Linked DNA regions of Homo sapiens: regions 1, 2, 4 and 5 are each linked to region 3. A link is a contact called in ENCODE Hi-C or POLR2A ChIA-PET data. All regions are on one chromosome and are shown on one strand. Each heading gives the region's core, a stretch centred on a gene start or an enhancer-like site at or near the end of the contact. The rest is flanking DNA. Distances are from core to core; before and after follow the strand shown.

Evidence for each region. A loop is a pair of places that touch in the nucleus more often than their neighbours do. ChIA-PET counts read pairs that join two places held with the same protein, here RNA polymerase II (POLR2A). Pooled maps may share reads with other maps.
Region 1: a map of naive thymus-derived CD4-positive, alpha-beta T cell shows a loop between it and region 3 (6-fold over the local background). The contact joins the promoter of ADM here to the promoter of USP47 in region 3. A Hi-C loop is called at or near these places in 3 of 168 maps with a recorded cell type or tissue (B cell, CD14-positive monocyte and naive thymus-derived CD4-positive, alpha-beta T cell), 6 of 37 single-sample maps with no recorded cell type and 13 of 50 pooled maps. POLR2A ChIA-PET finds 5 or more read pairs at or near these places in 1 of 52 experiments (activated CD4-positive, alpha-beta T cell).
Region 2: a loop to region 3 is called in a map of naive thymus-derived CD4-positive, alpha-beta T cell, with 8 times the contacts of the local background. The contact joins the promoter of IRAG1-AS1 here to the promoter of USP47 in region 3. A Hi-C loop is called at or near these places in 1 of 168 maps with a recorded cell type or tissue (naive thymus-derived CD4-positive, alpha-beta T cell), 1 of 37 single-sample maps with no recorded cell type and 8 of 50 pooled maps.
Region 4: a loop to region 3 is called in a map of CD8-positive, alpha-beta T cell, with 13 times the contacts of the local background. The contact joins the promoter of FAR1 here to the promoter of USP47 in region 3. A Hi-C loop is called at or near these places in 2 of 168 maps with a recorded cell type or tissue (CD8-positive, alpha-beta T cell and naive thymus-derived CD4-positive, alpha-beta T cell), 2 of 37 single-sample maps with no recorded cell type and 9 of 50 pooled maps.
Region 5: a map of CD8-positive, alpha-beta T cell shows a loop between it and region 3 (4-fold over the local background). The contact joins the promoter of AMPD3 here to the promoter of USP47 in region 3. A Hi-C loop is called at or near these places in 6 of 168 maps with a recorded cell type or tissue (CD4-positive, alpha-beta T cell, CD4-positive, alpha-beta memory T cell, CD8-positive, alpha-beta T cell and 1 more), 9 of 37 single-sample maps with no recorded cell type and 15 of 50 pooled maps. POLR2A ChIA-PET finds 5 or more read pairs at or near these places in 2 of 52 experiments (CD4-positive, alpha-beta memory T cell and activated T-cell).

What each region holds. Positions count from the first base shown.
Region 1 is chr11:10,303,747-10,306,446 of GRCh38, forward strand. It overlaps ADM (adrenomedullin), which reads left to right and starts at 1,327. Exons shown (of 4, transcript NM_001124.3): 1 at 1,327-1,483; 2 at 1,934-2,052; 3 at 2,203-2,352; 4 at 2,586-2,700. The coding sequence starts at 1,955. It also overlaps a transcript of SBF2 not described here. RefSeq lists silencers at 239-298, 789-888, 1,069-1,118, 1,799-1,848, 1,869-1,918.
Region 2 is chr11:10,539,879-10,542,578 of GRCh38, forward strand. It overlaps IRAG1-AS1 (IRAG1 antisense RNA 1), which reads left to right and starts at 1,358. Exons shown (of 4, transcript NR_046375.1): 1 at 1,358-1,664. RNF141 (ring finger protein 141) reads right to left here and starts at 1,309. Exons shown (of 6, transcript NM_016422.4): 1 at 1,244-1,309. RefSeq lists an enhancer at 1,385-1,494.
Region 3 is chr11:11,840,573-11,843,272 of GRCh38, forward strand. It overlaps USP47 (ubiquitin specific peptidase 47), which reads left to right and starts at 1,400. Exons shown (of 28, transcript NM_001282659.2): 1 at 1,400-1,652. The coding sequence starts at 1,614. LOC107984311 (a long non-coding RNA gene) reads right to left here and starts at 1,269. Exons shown (of 4, transcript XR_001748134.3): 1 at 603-1,269. RefSeq lists enhancers at 476-1,341, 1,124-1,293, 1,342-2,205, 1,504-1,643.
Region 4 is chr11:13,667,397-13,670,096 of GRCh38, forward strand. FAR1 (fatty acyl-CoA reductase 1) reads left to right here and starts at 1,272. Exons shown (of 12, transcript NM_032228.6): 1 at 1,272-1,410. RefSeq lists silencers at 822-1,311, 1,422-1,701 and an enhancer at 1,782-1,831.
Region 5 is chr11:10,453,814-10,456,513 of GRCh38, forward strand. It overlaps AMPD3 (adenosine monophosphate deaminase 3), which reads left to right and starts at 1,451. Exons shown (of 15, transcript NM_001025389.2): 1 at 1,451-1,635. RefSeq lists an enhancer at 2,326-2,375.

The DNA.
Region 1 (2,700 bases), core at 77-2,576, 1.5 Mb before region 3:
TGGTTAGTAGGACCCCAGAAACCCACAAGCACGAAGCAGGAAGCCCCGTGGCTTAGCCTTTCCTTCCCAGTTTGGCCCCCAGGAGAGAAGTAAGAAAGAGAAGAAGCTGTGATGAAAGAGCACAAACGGGTGACAAACGTGTCTAGCGTGATTCATCATGAACAGGCACAAATTCTTTGGGCGGGGGCTAGGACTCTCCTTTGCCCCTTGAGAAGTTGGTGACCCCAGCCTAGAGGAATCCACGCCGCGCCCCAGTCGGCCGTGCTAGCGTGTCGGGCCGAGTAGGGACTCTGCTGCTTCCTACCTGCAGGGTGACTTCCCCTCTCTGCAGATACCTCCCCTCTCTGAGCTTGAATTTTCTACCTGCTGAAATGGGAAAAGGAATGTTACCTTCCTTGCCTGACTCAAGGGTGGCTGTGAAGCTCAAAGTAGACTGGGATGTGGCCGTGCTTGGTAAACTGTAAAATGATTAGCATACGTGAAGCGTTAGTGTGCTCCCTGGCAGTCAGTCCTCACGTTTACGATGGATTAATGAAGGCAGCCAGGCACAATCTCAGGTTATGACCTTATAAGGCATAATAGGATTACAAGGAGGCAAAATGAAACAGTATATTTCCTCCTAATTTTGGTTATTCCTATGTTTCCAAATAGAAATGAAAATTCTGAAATTTCAGATAATTCCCCCCTCCAAATCCCAATTCTCAATTTAGCTTTTCTGAGCCTTGTCCCTACCGTGAAATCTTACTAGCTCACCCCGAAACGCCGGGGTCTTGGTCCTCTGGGGGACTAGTGAGTCCTGCTCCTCTCGGCTTTGCTCCGTCCCTGCCCCGGCCCCTCCGCGGGAGTCTGGGGTCGCGGCCCGGTCAGGCGCCAAGCCGGCAGGGGGGCGCGGTCCACTTGAGGCCACAGCTCCCCAGGTCCAGGGCTCGGGCCATCCGCGCTGTCCCTTCCGCGGGCTCTTGCTGTTCTTCGCCAGGAGGCTTTGCACTCCGGGCCGCATGGGTCCTGGATAAGGACCTCAAGAGGTTGTAGTGGCGCCCCTTCGCTCCGGCGTACTGTCTGAACCCTGTGCCCAAAGAGGGCTGTGGCAGTTCCTGCACCAACCGCCTGGAGCCCATACCTAAGCCCTCTGGGCACGAGGGACCTCCTCTCCCCCGCTCCCCCCTCCCCCCATCCCAACTCCAGCCCCAAAGGAAGCAATGCGCGCGTCCGAGAGCAGGAGCGCGCGTGGCTGAGGAAAGAAAGGGAAGGCAACCGGGCAGCCCAGGCCCCGCCCCGCCGCTCCCCCACCCGTGCGCTTATAAAGCACAGGAACCAGAGCTGGCCACTCAGTGGTTTCTTGGTGACACTGGATAGAACAGCTCAAGCCTTGCCACTTCGGGCTTCTCACTGCAGCTGGGCTTGGACTTCGGAGTTTTGCCATTGCCAGTGGGACGTCTGAGACTTTCTCCTTCAAGTACTTGGCAGATCACTCTCTTAGCAGGTAGGTGCCGCAGACCCTGCGGGTTAAGAGGTGGGGTGGGGGGCAGTGCTTGCCAAGGCCCTAAACTGGGAGCGCTGGGTGAGGGGAACAACCCACTTTGGAGGGTTCTCTGAGAGATAGATACACCCCATATCCTGGGCCCAGCTCGTGCACACAGCTGGAGGTCCAGAGACCCAGTCCCCTCTGCTCCGTCAGCCAAGTTCCAAGAAGTTGAGCAGAGACCCTCTGGGAGCCTGGCGGGGTGCAGCGGCCTCCCCTGCGGGGCCTGTCACCCGGCCGGCGCGTGCAAACGCCTCTGGCGCCTCTCTGCGCGGAGGGAGATAAGCGTCTGAGCCAGGGAAAGCGCGGGCTAAACCCGCCTCGCCGGGGCCCCTGCCCGCCCTCCGTGCCCCGCCCGGGCGGTGCAGCTGGCCCGGGTGCTCACGCTCGACTCTCTTTCTTCTTTTCCAGGGTCTGCGCTTCGCAGCCGGGATGAAGCTGGTTTCCGTCGCCCTGATGTACCTGGGTTCGCTCGCCTTCCTAGGCGCTGACACCGCTCGGTTGGATGTCGCGTCGGAGTTTCGAAAGAAGTGAGTCCGGGCAGCGCCTTCCCCCTTGCTGGTACCTGGCAGGCAAGGGGAACTGACCGTTGGTCCCGAAGGTCTAGAAGTGAATGGGAGCAGGGACAGGCCTGGGCGTCACCTGAACGCACGCGAATCGGGTCTGCTTGTGTTTTCCAGGTGGAATAAGTGGGCTCTGAGTCGTGGGAAGAGGGAACTGCGGATGTCCAGCAGCTACCCCACCGGGCTCGCTGACGTGAAGGCCGGGCCTGCCCAGACCCTTATTCGGCCCCAGGACATGAAGGGTGCCTCTCGAAGCCCCGAAGACAGGTAACTACGCCCTGTGCTGTCCAGGGACGGGAGGGAAGGAAGGTGTGCGGGAGGAGTTCTCTGTCTCCACTCCCCTGGCCCGGGGGATCGTCGGGGCTGGACCGCAGCTCAGATGGCGCGAGCAGTTTCCAGCTCCCTCTGGCTCTAGAATGGCTCCCGTTCCCGGTGTTGGGGCCAAAGCTCTGCTTGATGGGGTCTCAAGTTGCCTTTCTTCCCCCTCCCCCCGCCCGCAGCAGTCCGGATGCCGCCCGCATCCGAGTCAAGCGCTACCGCCAGAGCATGAACAACTTCCAGGGCCTCCGGAGCTTTGGCTGCCGCTTCGGGACGTGCACGGTGCAGAAGCTGGCA
Region 2 (2,700 bases), core at 108-2,607, 1.3 Mb before region 3:
TGTATTTAGATGGGAACCAAGAAGGATCAGGCTACACACATCGAATATAAAGTTCATTTACACCAAATGACAAATATTAATTTTTGAAACATATAGTCATATTCTTGAGAAAAAGTTCTAGAAACTGAAGTCAGGCAATGTGAAAGAAAAGGATAAAAATCCATACTATTTTTGAGCTCTGAATTCAGAAAGCATCACTTCTCAGACGGGTGACTTCGACATGGAGGTGACTAATTTAGGATCGTCGGCCGGTGGCAGCTCATGCCCCCAGACAAAATTCTGAATGGGTAGAGGTCATTTTATAGCAAGAAGAATGGGCAGAAGGGAGTGAAAACGAATAAATTCGTGCTGAAGATGTAAGAATTATAAACAATTGAAAGTGTTCCAGCAGCTTTATATATATGCCAGAGGCAAGAACTGAATTAGCTGGCACCGCTAAATAGGACAGTGTCAGAATATAAAAGGTACACTACCTTTAATAAGGGGCATAGGGATCGATTTCAATAACAATCGTAAATCCACATTTTGTAACGCCGAGACAAATAACTGAAGGAATAATTTCAAAAGCTAACACAGAAGCCTTCTGCTCCTGCTGTGTAATCACTACCTTCTTATTATTAGCAAGAAAACGTTCTTTTCTTAGCCGGGTCTCAAGGTAGCAGCTAGTTTGACAAGGAAAGACCTTTGGGAAGGGTAGCAGCCTAAGCCAATTCATAAGTGTGGGGCTGGCTAAGTAGATCGACGTGGCTATTTCTGAGCTATCGTCCCAGGCAAAAGGTTTCTTATTTGGGTGTCCAGCCCGGCGGAGACCGAGCCCGCGGGCCACCCTAGCGCTCGCTCTGGCTACGCCGCCTCAGCCCCTCCTCAAGCGCACCTGGACATTTAACCAACAGCTAAGTCCGGCGGCCGAATGACTGAGCCGGCGGCAATATTCAAACAACCGTTTTGGGATAGAGAAGGAAAAACTCTCTCCGGGTCCCTCAGAACCACCCCGAGGCGGGACAAGCCACCGCCACCCCGGGCAACTGGAACCCGCCGGGCAGAAGACGGGCGTCAATAGAATGGCCTCCCCAGCCGTCCCCACGCCCCAATCCGAGGCCCGGGGAGGGCGGCGGGGCTAGGCCTGTCTCCCCGCGGAAGCCTGGCTCGGCAGCGGAGGGCCCTCTGGGGTTTCTCTTCCCAGACCCAGAGTCCTGGAGCAGCTAGCAAGGGAAACACGAAAGGACAGCGCCGCGGAGCTCACCCCAGGTTCAAGGCATCGCGCACCCTGCGGCAGCGGCTGCGCTGCCTCAGCCCACAGCTCAGACCTGCGGGTGGCCGCGACTCAGGCCGGGACCCGGTCGCACCTCTGTGACGCAAAGCCCCGCCCCCCGCGCGTTGCCGGGAGACGGCGCCCAACCTTCCTCTGCAGCGCCCCTACCGACCCGCGCTCCGCAGCTCCTGAGGGCTTTCGAGCCCAGATGGTCATCTGAGACGAGAGGTGGCGGCGAAGGAGAGTCTCGCCTGTCACGCTCCCGGAGCAGGGGCTTCATGAGGTGGCCATGGAAACAGCCTGGCAGACTCCCATCTCTCCTGGTGCCATCTCCGGAGCGGAAAGTGGAGCGCCCCGCTGGCGACCAAGGCCGCACTGAGAGCCCTGGTTTGGTCAACAGTTGGGCTCCAAGGTACCACTTCCCAGACCTCCAGCCTCCCCACTGATGATAGATACACAAAGGTCATCTTGTTTCTTTATGAGGCAATGGATTGTGTTCACCTAGCCGAGTTGTTAAGCATAAGAGAATGTATGAAAAGTAATTACAAGGTTCAAAATCCTGAGCTTTGATAAATGATAGATATGATGATGAGCACATGTTAGTGATATTACTGCTCTGCGGGACGTCTGAATCAGTAATTGCTGTCTTTTAAGCATCTGTTGTGTGCCAAATACTGCACTAGGCACTTTACGGGCATTGCTCTTGTTTAAGTCGTCTGGTCAAAGTTGCCTAGACAATAAACAGCAGAGCAAGGATTTTAACCCAGGTACAGCTGACACTGCTGCCTCTATGCTTAGCAGTTAAACTGGTTTTTATGTTTCTTGTTTGTACACCCCTCCTTCACCAGTCACTTGTAGATTCACCTTGTGAAGAGCTAATTCTTCCCTCTAATAATAATACTCTTTGACCATTTACTATATGTCAAACCGTATTTTAAGGACTTTAAAGGTATTAATTCGTTTAATCTTCACAGCAATCCTGTGAGTAGGTATTATTAATACCTTCACTAAGACACAGGCTTAGAAAAGTCGATTAACTTTTCCAAGGTCAAACAACCATTAAGGAGCAGAGCCAGATTCAAACCCAAGCAGACAGAACCCTGAACCTGTGTTTTTAATTCCTGTTTTAAACTGCCTCGGTAGTACGGTAAGACTTCATTAGCGCTAGGTCCATGCCTGTTTGTGCACCATTATTTCCCTGACAGCCAGCATGGTACTTGTTCAATATTTGAACATTTGATGAATATTTGAACACTGGAAAAGGAAAAAGCTTAAAAATGAAGTATAAATAATGATTTAATAAATTCCAAAAGATATCAAATTCAACAAGATTCCATAGTTCAGCCTAATCCGGGCCTGGGAGTTAGAAATATTACTCTGTAAAAATTGCCTTCAATTAAACATTGTATTGGAAGTTCTGGTCAATGAAATAAAAAAAGACAAATATA
Region 3 (2,700 bases), core at 150-2,649:
TCCTTTAGGATCTACATCTTTGTGAGTTACCTTTTTTTCAGCTTATGACAGCCATTAAAACCAAGTACAAAAATAACCTGACGTTCAATCAGATATTTTAATAACTATTTCACGAAGTATTAAAGATTTTTAAAACTAACGAAACCTAGTCAATCATATTGATTTCCTTAAATATTTTTAGTGAGAATAACAAAGATTTTTATACCATTAATATGGAAAATAACTAAGTTATTTTAAATGTTTATGTCATCTTTGTCTTAGCCTTTTTACATTTTACAAATGTTTTATAATTCTGCACACAGCAGGACACGTATAAAACTTATATAAGTATATGGATTTTTTTTTGGTAACGGGATTACAATAAAAAAAAGTTTGGAGAACACAAGTGCAGGCAGTTAATGCTGTGGGTGTTAGGAACATGACAAGATTATATTATCTCAGCATGCTGTAAGATCACTGTATCCATAAAAGTCTTCATGAAGGAGCCCCGCCGAGTCTCCATAATGGAAGCAGGATTTGGAGAAATGACTTCTGCAAACTTTGTTTAGTATAACACAAAGCACCATGCTTACTACTAGAGAAGATTAAAATTCTCTAAAAACCTTGTTAACGGAGATCACAGGTTGAAGCATACTGCAGCTCTACTCTTGGAAGGCTAGCTCAGTCTCAGACTTGGCCCTGATGGAGAAGGAAGTTCCCTGGAAGAGGGCAGGGGAGCGCCTCTCCAATGTAGTTGCGGGGGGCGGGCGGTGAGGACACCGCTTCATAAGGGAAGGGGTGGCTGCCTCCCCAAGCAGGGGGTGGCCCCTGAGGTCCCTCCAGCTGGGGGCCCTTGAGAGGGAGGGTGGGGAGAGGGGAAAAGAACGTCAGGAGAGTGAACGGGAGCAAATAAAACGCTGTCCATTCTGACTGGAAGGGCCAGAGCCGTGTCTAAGGGCGGGGGCCGGGAGGTGGCCCGCGGTGGTGTCTCTACCAGGACGAGGCCTGGGGTATCTGAAGAGGGGATGACGTCCAGGCGCTTTGCTAAAGGGAAGCCAGAAGGGTATGAGTTGCTAGGGTCAGAGATGGGGCTTTCGGCTCGAGTCTTTCCCTGCAGGGCAGAGAGTCCGAAGAGCCCGAGAAGGCAGGGAGGACAGTGGGCCTGGTCCTTCCCCGGCCGGCAGAGGGAGTCCCGAGATGGAACGTCCAGCTCTCCTCTAACGAAAAGCGTTTGCATGGCTGTCTCGCCAATTCTGTACCTCCCGGGGCTGAGGAAGAGCCGAGGTGACTAGAAGCTAGCGACAAGTGCCGGCCACCTCCGACGCCAGGCGCCGGGCTTGGAGCCCGACGGGCCGAATTCTCGCGAGAGCGGCCGCCGCCATTTTTCCATTGATTGCAGCGGGCTGGGGGAGGGGCCGACGACGAAGGCGGCTGTGGTAGCGGCGGCGGCGGCGGCGGAGCCCTGGGTCGGTGTCTGCGCGCTGGTGTCTGAGGCCCAGGCTGAGGCCTCCGCTATTGCTGGAGCGCAGGCGGCGGAGAGGATGACTGCCGCTGCCATTCTCTCTTGAGCTAGCGAGCCGCCGCCACCCTCCACCCTCCCCCGGCAGGGCGGAGAGGAGCGGCCGGAGTCAGCGATGGTGCCCGGCGAGGAGAACCAACTGGTCCCGAAAGAGGTGAGGGGCCCCAGAGGAGGTTAGGCCTTAGGCCTGCGGCCGCTCGAGGCAACACAGGCCCGGGCCGGGGTTCGGCTGCGGGCCCGGCCGGGGTGCAGGCTCGGCTGTGGGGGAATGAGGAGGCGTGAGGCAGTCGGGGGTGGACGGTGGGTGCGGCGAGCAGTTGGGAGACCCGCTGGCTCTAGGGGCCGGGGAGCGGACCTCCCGCCTCGGGTTTTATGGGGCTGGACGAATAAAGGAGCGGACGGGAAAGAATCAGGTTCTGCTCTAGGGGAGAAGGTGGCCTTTTAAGTTCTTGTTTAACGTGTGGAGCCGGGAGAGATCATTTCAAAGAAAACATTCTGGAACAGTTGCCTATGGGCACGGCAGGGTGACGGTGCTGCTTCTGGGTTTGACAGTGGCAGCGTATAGCTTTCAGCGCTTGTGAAATCTACACCCAAGTGAGATCTGTGGGAGGGCAGACTTAACTGTTACGACTTTTTTCAACTCCTGTTACTTGGTAGTACTATTGGCCTGCCTAAATGGGGCCTACCGAAGATCGTGGAAAAGTAGTACATGGGACATTAATGTAAAGGAAGGAGATAGGAGAACATTACCACATGGAGAGCTGAACTCTTTTTTTTTTTTTTTTTTTTTGAGGTTGGGTTGTGTATGCCAATTTGAGTGACTTCTTAAATTCTTAAAAGCAAGTGATACGAGAAGCCTTGACTACTTGGCTTCTCTTGAATAGTAGTAGAAGATTTAGGGTAGAATCCAGCACTGGCCAGCGAATTTCAACGTATTAATAGTATCTCTGTTGGCTTTATAAATATCTTCGGCGTATTCAAATGTGTATTTTTAACTGGCTGATCATCAGGCTAATGCTTTGGATTTTTATTTCTCATATACCTTAAATAGAGACAAGTGTTGGATTGAAATTAACTGTGTGCGATCTTGAAATTAATGAGTGATCATTACAGATTCTTAAATTTTTTTGTGCCTGTTTTACTTGTTTTGTAGCAATTCTTTGTTACTTAAGCAAGCTCTGACAGTATGCAAGGGTGATATT
Region 4 (2,700 bases), core at 22-2,521, 1.8 Mb after region 3:
AAGCCATGGCATTCAAATTAGTTTCCTGAGCCAGAACTTAACATCTGCCACAAAGTAGGCAGTTCAGTGAGCTTTTGTAGTTTCCAACTGGATGCAGCACTATGACTGCTTTTAGCTACTAACAGGGCCAGGCACTGAAACAAGCTCTAAATCCCCACAGAAAAATCACTCTGAGCCATCCATCCCTAAATACCAACCTGTGCATGCTATTCACCGTGCCAAGAGCGTTCACTCATTTTTGCTTCTCACAAATCTTTTTTTTTCTTCCTATGGCTTGCATGTTTTGAATGACAGCTAAATCCTAATGCGGACTGTTTATACAATGGAGTCCCACGGAGCCCAAAGATTGTGGTAATATTATTACAGAATTCTCATGATCCTTTTATTATTTTTTAAAAATGAGCCGTATGAATGTGGTAATACTATTAAGTGTCCGGCTCGATGAATTCCTCCATGTGTACACAGCCCGGAACGACCACCAGGATCAAGACGCAATGTTTCCAGCTTTCCATAGGTTCCCTCGTGCCCCACCCCTCAGAAGTAAACGTTATTCTAACTCCTATCACTACCGGTAAGTTTTGTAGGGAATTATTTTGGAGGAAGTGGAAGGTGGAATGAATGGGCCCACAGTCCCCTGGGACTGGGCGAGACCCGTGGAGGCTCCAGGGGTCCGTAGAGCTCTTCGCTCTCACCGACCCGGGCCACACCCGCCAAGCTGGTAGTTCTCCGAACGGATCCCTCACGCCCAGCAATGGCCGGAGGGCCCCCGGGCCCCACCATAATAGCGCTAAGCACGCCACAATGGCAGCCCCGCTGTCTCCCGCGCGGGCCTCGCTGCGTGCTCCCAACCTTGGGAGTTGGCGCCCCTCCCGCGCGACGGACAGCCGGGCGTGGCCCTGGGCGCGACCCGACAGGACGCCAGCAGCCGGCGGGGGCGCTCCAGGACTCGAGATGTGGGGCGCGGGCCCATTGGCTGAGCATTCCCCCGCGAGCCTCCCGGCCGCAGGGCCCACCTCCCGGCCCTCTCTCCGCGCCCCCATTGGCCGTTCGCGTTCCGCGGGCGTCCGCTCCCGCCCCACTCCCGCCCGGAGGGAAACCGGGTTGGGGGTGAGAGGCTAAAGCAGGGAGGAGGATGACTGGTCCTGCGGATAAGGGTGTGCGCGAGAGCCAATCAAAAGCGGATGTCGAAAAGAGGCGCCGCTCCAGCCAGTCACGTCGCGAGGTGCGGTCGGGGCCGGCTGACGCGACTGCGGGCCTCAGCCAATGGGCGTGCCACTGCCCGTCCGCTCTTCAGCAGCCGGTCGCGGGCGGTGGAAAAGCGAGTGAAGAGAGCGCGACGGCGGCGGCGGCGGCGGCGCAGCTATTGCTGGACGGCCAGTGGGAGAGCGAGGCCTGAGCCTCTGCGTCTAGGTGAGAAGGGGGTGCGCCAGCGGGAGCGGCCGGGCTGCGGGCTCCTCCTCGCCTGGCTCGGGAAGTGGTTGCGGGAGCTCGGGCTGCAGGCCTGGCCGAGGCGGGGGCGCCGACCAGCCGTCCCGCCCCCGCCCCCGCCCGGGTACGCCCAGAAGTGAGGGCGCCCGCCTCACCCCGGGTGGTCTCTGCCCCTCTTTGCCCCGCCGCCGCCCTTCACAGGGCCGGGACCGCGTGGGGGACGTACGGTGGGGCCTGGTTTGCAGCCGCGGAGCCCGGGGAGCCGCCTGGGGTGGGAGGCCGCTAGAGGTGGCGAAGGTGGGGCGGGGTGGTTAGCCGAGCAGCGGGCTCCGCGTGCTCGCGGGAGGGTAGCGGCAAAGGGAGGCCTAGTGATTGCAGGATTCCGGGTCTGGGGAGGAAGAAAGTGGTGGGAAATAGGTGATGCTCAGAAAAGGGTGCTGAGGGAGAAGGCGCGGGGCCGGGGAGTGTGGTTGGCCTATTAGAAGTAAGGATTGATAGGGCCTGGGTGGAGATCAGCTGGGAGTGAAGGGGGGACGGGCTTGGGTTTTGAAGGTGAAGGTCTCTGGAGAACTGGGGACACGTGGATCTGGAGTAAGAGGCACCTACTGAAACCGGAAGGTGGCTGAGAAGGTTTTATGTGAGGTGTGGACGGGAGGCTATTGGACTAGAAGGCATTAGTTGGTCTGTTAGGACAAAGTATACAAGCAGCAAACGCGGTAGATTTATGTGTGGTAGGTGAAGGCTGTGAATCTTTTATGAGTAGTTGAGCAAGAACAGTTGTCTGATTCTGCGGTGTCGGAGAGTGGAGGGTCTCAGGTAGTGTCTTGGTCAGGTTTGAAGGTTAATTTACTGCTAGTGGAGGGCCAAATACTCAAAAGAGTTTTTAATTCTCACTACTGGGGCTGATCCTCCTCCTACACTCCACCCCTCCTGCCATCCCTGTGACAGTTCATCTCGTTTTGCCTCAGCAGCACAAGAACTCACTCCCTCCGAAGTAATGGCATACATATTGTTTGCTTTTGACTAGATGGCAGTCAGGAATCCCTTAATTCTTTATGTTAAAAAAAAAAGTGTTGGTTTAAAGACAACATCAGAAGATACTCTCAGAAAATCTGCCCTCCAGGGGAGTTTCTCAGCTGTCATGTTGGGCATGTGTAATATAGCATAAAAATGATGCAAGATCTCTTACAGTAATACAAGTGAGAATTAACGTATAAGTACAATCCTGATGTATTTTTTTCAAATTAATTTAAAAAGTAAACAGAGACAGGG
Region 5 (2,700 bases), core at 201-2,700, 1.4 Mb before region 3:
CCTGACCTTGTGATCCACCTGCCTCGGGCTCCCAAAGTGCTGGGATTACAGGCATGAGCCACCATGCCCGGCCGATATCTTTCTTGATGAGACATAATTTGATTCCGTCCTCTCCTGTCTTTTAGAGTTTGTAAGGGGTGCTTAAGTGATAAAAGGGGATGCAGTCTAGTCTCGGGCAGGAGAAGCGGGCCCTGTATCTGGTTATCATAAATTGTCTTGATGTTTGTTCGAAAGGGAAATAAGGCTTTGAGCTTGGGATCAGTGCTCTTCAGTCCACAGAGACATCTTGGCTGCAAGAAGCAGCAACAAGTTAGGCTCAAGGTGGAATTGTGAGGTCCTGAGAAGAGCTTGCTCTTCTGGGACAGAACTGTATTTTTCTTCTAAACTGCCCATGTTCTGGGGAGTCTTCCCGCCTTTTGGCTTCAGCAGGACCCTTGGTCATTGTTACAACCTGTGTCATCTTAGTGGAGCTGCTGCTGGTTTCTGTCTGAACCCGATGCAATGGGTCTCATACCTGTAAACTGGGCTCCAGGAAGGCAGCTTTCTCTAAGTTGGAAAATGAAGACTCAAGGTGGAGGGTGTTTCCCAAAGCCGATACCACAAGATATTAATAGGTGTTTTTTTCCTATGACAGCAGTTCTAGGATGGTCAAATAAGTGCGTCGGGTTAAACAAAGTTAAGCAGCTTTCTTTACTGCAGGACTTCTCAGGTGTTGAATTTGCTAGTAGAAACTGTGCATGAATACCCATAAGGGACTACAGGATGCAGTGTTTTCCAAGCCTTCTGACCTTTCATGTTCTGCAGACTGCACTTTGAAAAATGCTTGTTTAGACTAAGGCTAGCTGGGATCCGGTTAAAGGTGCAGAATAAAATTCCCTGAACGTGTCGGACTTAAATCCTTGGGCTGGAATCCTCCCACTGCAGTCCCCACTCTACCTCCCCTTTCCCCAAAACACTAGCAGAAAAAGTCATCTGCCCCTCCTCCTTCTGGCAGAATAGTACTAAGGGCTTGGATTTTTTTCTCATACTGTAAGTTCATTTAATTGTTTAATGAATAAATATTACCCTCCCTCTAGGTTGCTTGTAGCCTGCTGGTTGCACTGTTTATGAAACAGCTGTGAGGACAGGTGGGCCGTAATCTCTGGGTAGCTAAAGCCCAGCAGCAGCCCGAGGATCATGTGTCAACCCTGTAATACTGCTCTGTGCACACAGGAATTATGATGTGAGCTCAGTAAGACACAACCTCACGATTGGACATGCGGAGGTGACTCAGGCCCAAGTCAGGGTTACAGCTAGCCTCCCGGTAAACAACTGACCCATCCTTCCTGAGCTCTTCTCCCCAGGATTTCAACAGCACCACAGAAATAGCCATTTTGCTCATGGTTATTTCCCAGGACCACAGGATTTGCCTAAGTCACTGGGAGGCTATGTGTCTGTTCTGAGCCTTCCCACTCTCCTAAAGGGCAGATGAAGATCAGAGCTTTGCACCCTGTGATGCCATTTTAATCAACCCTGCTTGGTTTTAGAGGATTGCTCCTGTGGGTCACTTGAGGCAGGCTCCACCTTCCCCAGGAGGAGTGGCAGAGTCCAGCCAGCGCTCGGAGCTGGAGGCCCACGTGGGAGCAGTGAGCGGCTGTAAGCAGGGGAGGGTTTGGGGTGGGCTCCGGTGGGTCAGTTGGGGTGTACTCCTTTTCTGTGTGTGTGGATGGGGGTGGGGGTTCTGGTAAAGCTTATCAGGCTTCGCAGTCACCTGTGATGTGGGCTTCCTTCTGGGAAGAAAGGAAGGAGTGGGATGGGGCTGTCAGCTTTTCATCCTAGCCTGCCCCTGTCCTCTGTCCGCCTCTGTGCTGAGGCAGTTCCTGCTCCCTGAGTCTCTGTCCTTTCCTGGGAAAGGTGGAAGCAGTTCATGGTCTTTCCCTTTCAGAGGAGGAGGGGATGGAGGGGATTGTATTAGCAACTGGGATTGAAGCTCCCCCTGGCAGTTATGGGGTGCCCTTGGGAGGGCTGCTTTAGGGGGGCTTTCTGAGAAGAGGCAGGTCGGGCTGTACCTGAGACCAATCCCCTTGATAAAATGCAGCCAGGCCTGAAGCACGTTCAGAACGGAAGCAGCAAAGGTGATGATATCGCTCGTTGCTACTCAGCTTTCAGGAGGAGGCTGGGCGTTAGAGGGAGGCTGTGGCTTATCTCCTGCAGCTGGGCAGGACGGCTGAGTTTACTGTTGTAAAGAGGAAGCCGCCGCTTTAGTTTCCTCTTGTGAGGGCTGTGAAGAGGGCCAGGACACTGCATTCAGGATACCACAGCCATTTTGTTTTGGATAACTGGGATTACCTGGGGACTTCAGGGCTCTTGGAAATTTTCCACTCATATTTCATATTCACGAGAGAATTTCCAGCCCAGGCTTTTCCTGCTCTGGCTCACTGCTGCTCACAGATATGCAAAACAGAGACCTCCTACTCCAGCCGGCAGACAGGACCCAGCCAGCTGCACGCACGCACTGACTCAGCTGAGCCTCCTGGGTGGCAGGCAGCACCTCACCCGGGTGCATCACTTGAGTGGCATCTTCAGGACCAGTCATGGAGCCAGGCTCAGGTCTGTGTCGGGGCTTCTGCAAGGGGAGTCTGGCAAGAGTAGGAACCAGCTTCCTTCGTATAACGAGGGGATTTCAGTGGCACTGGGCTTCCTTTCTGGAGGGACTGTGGC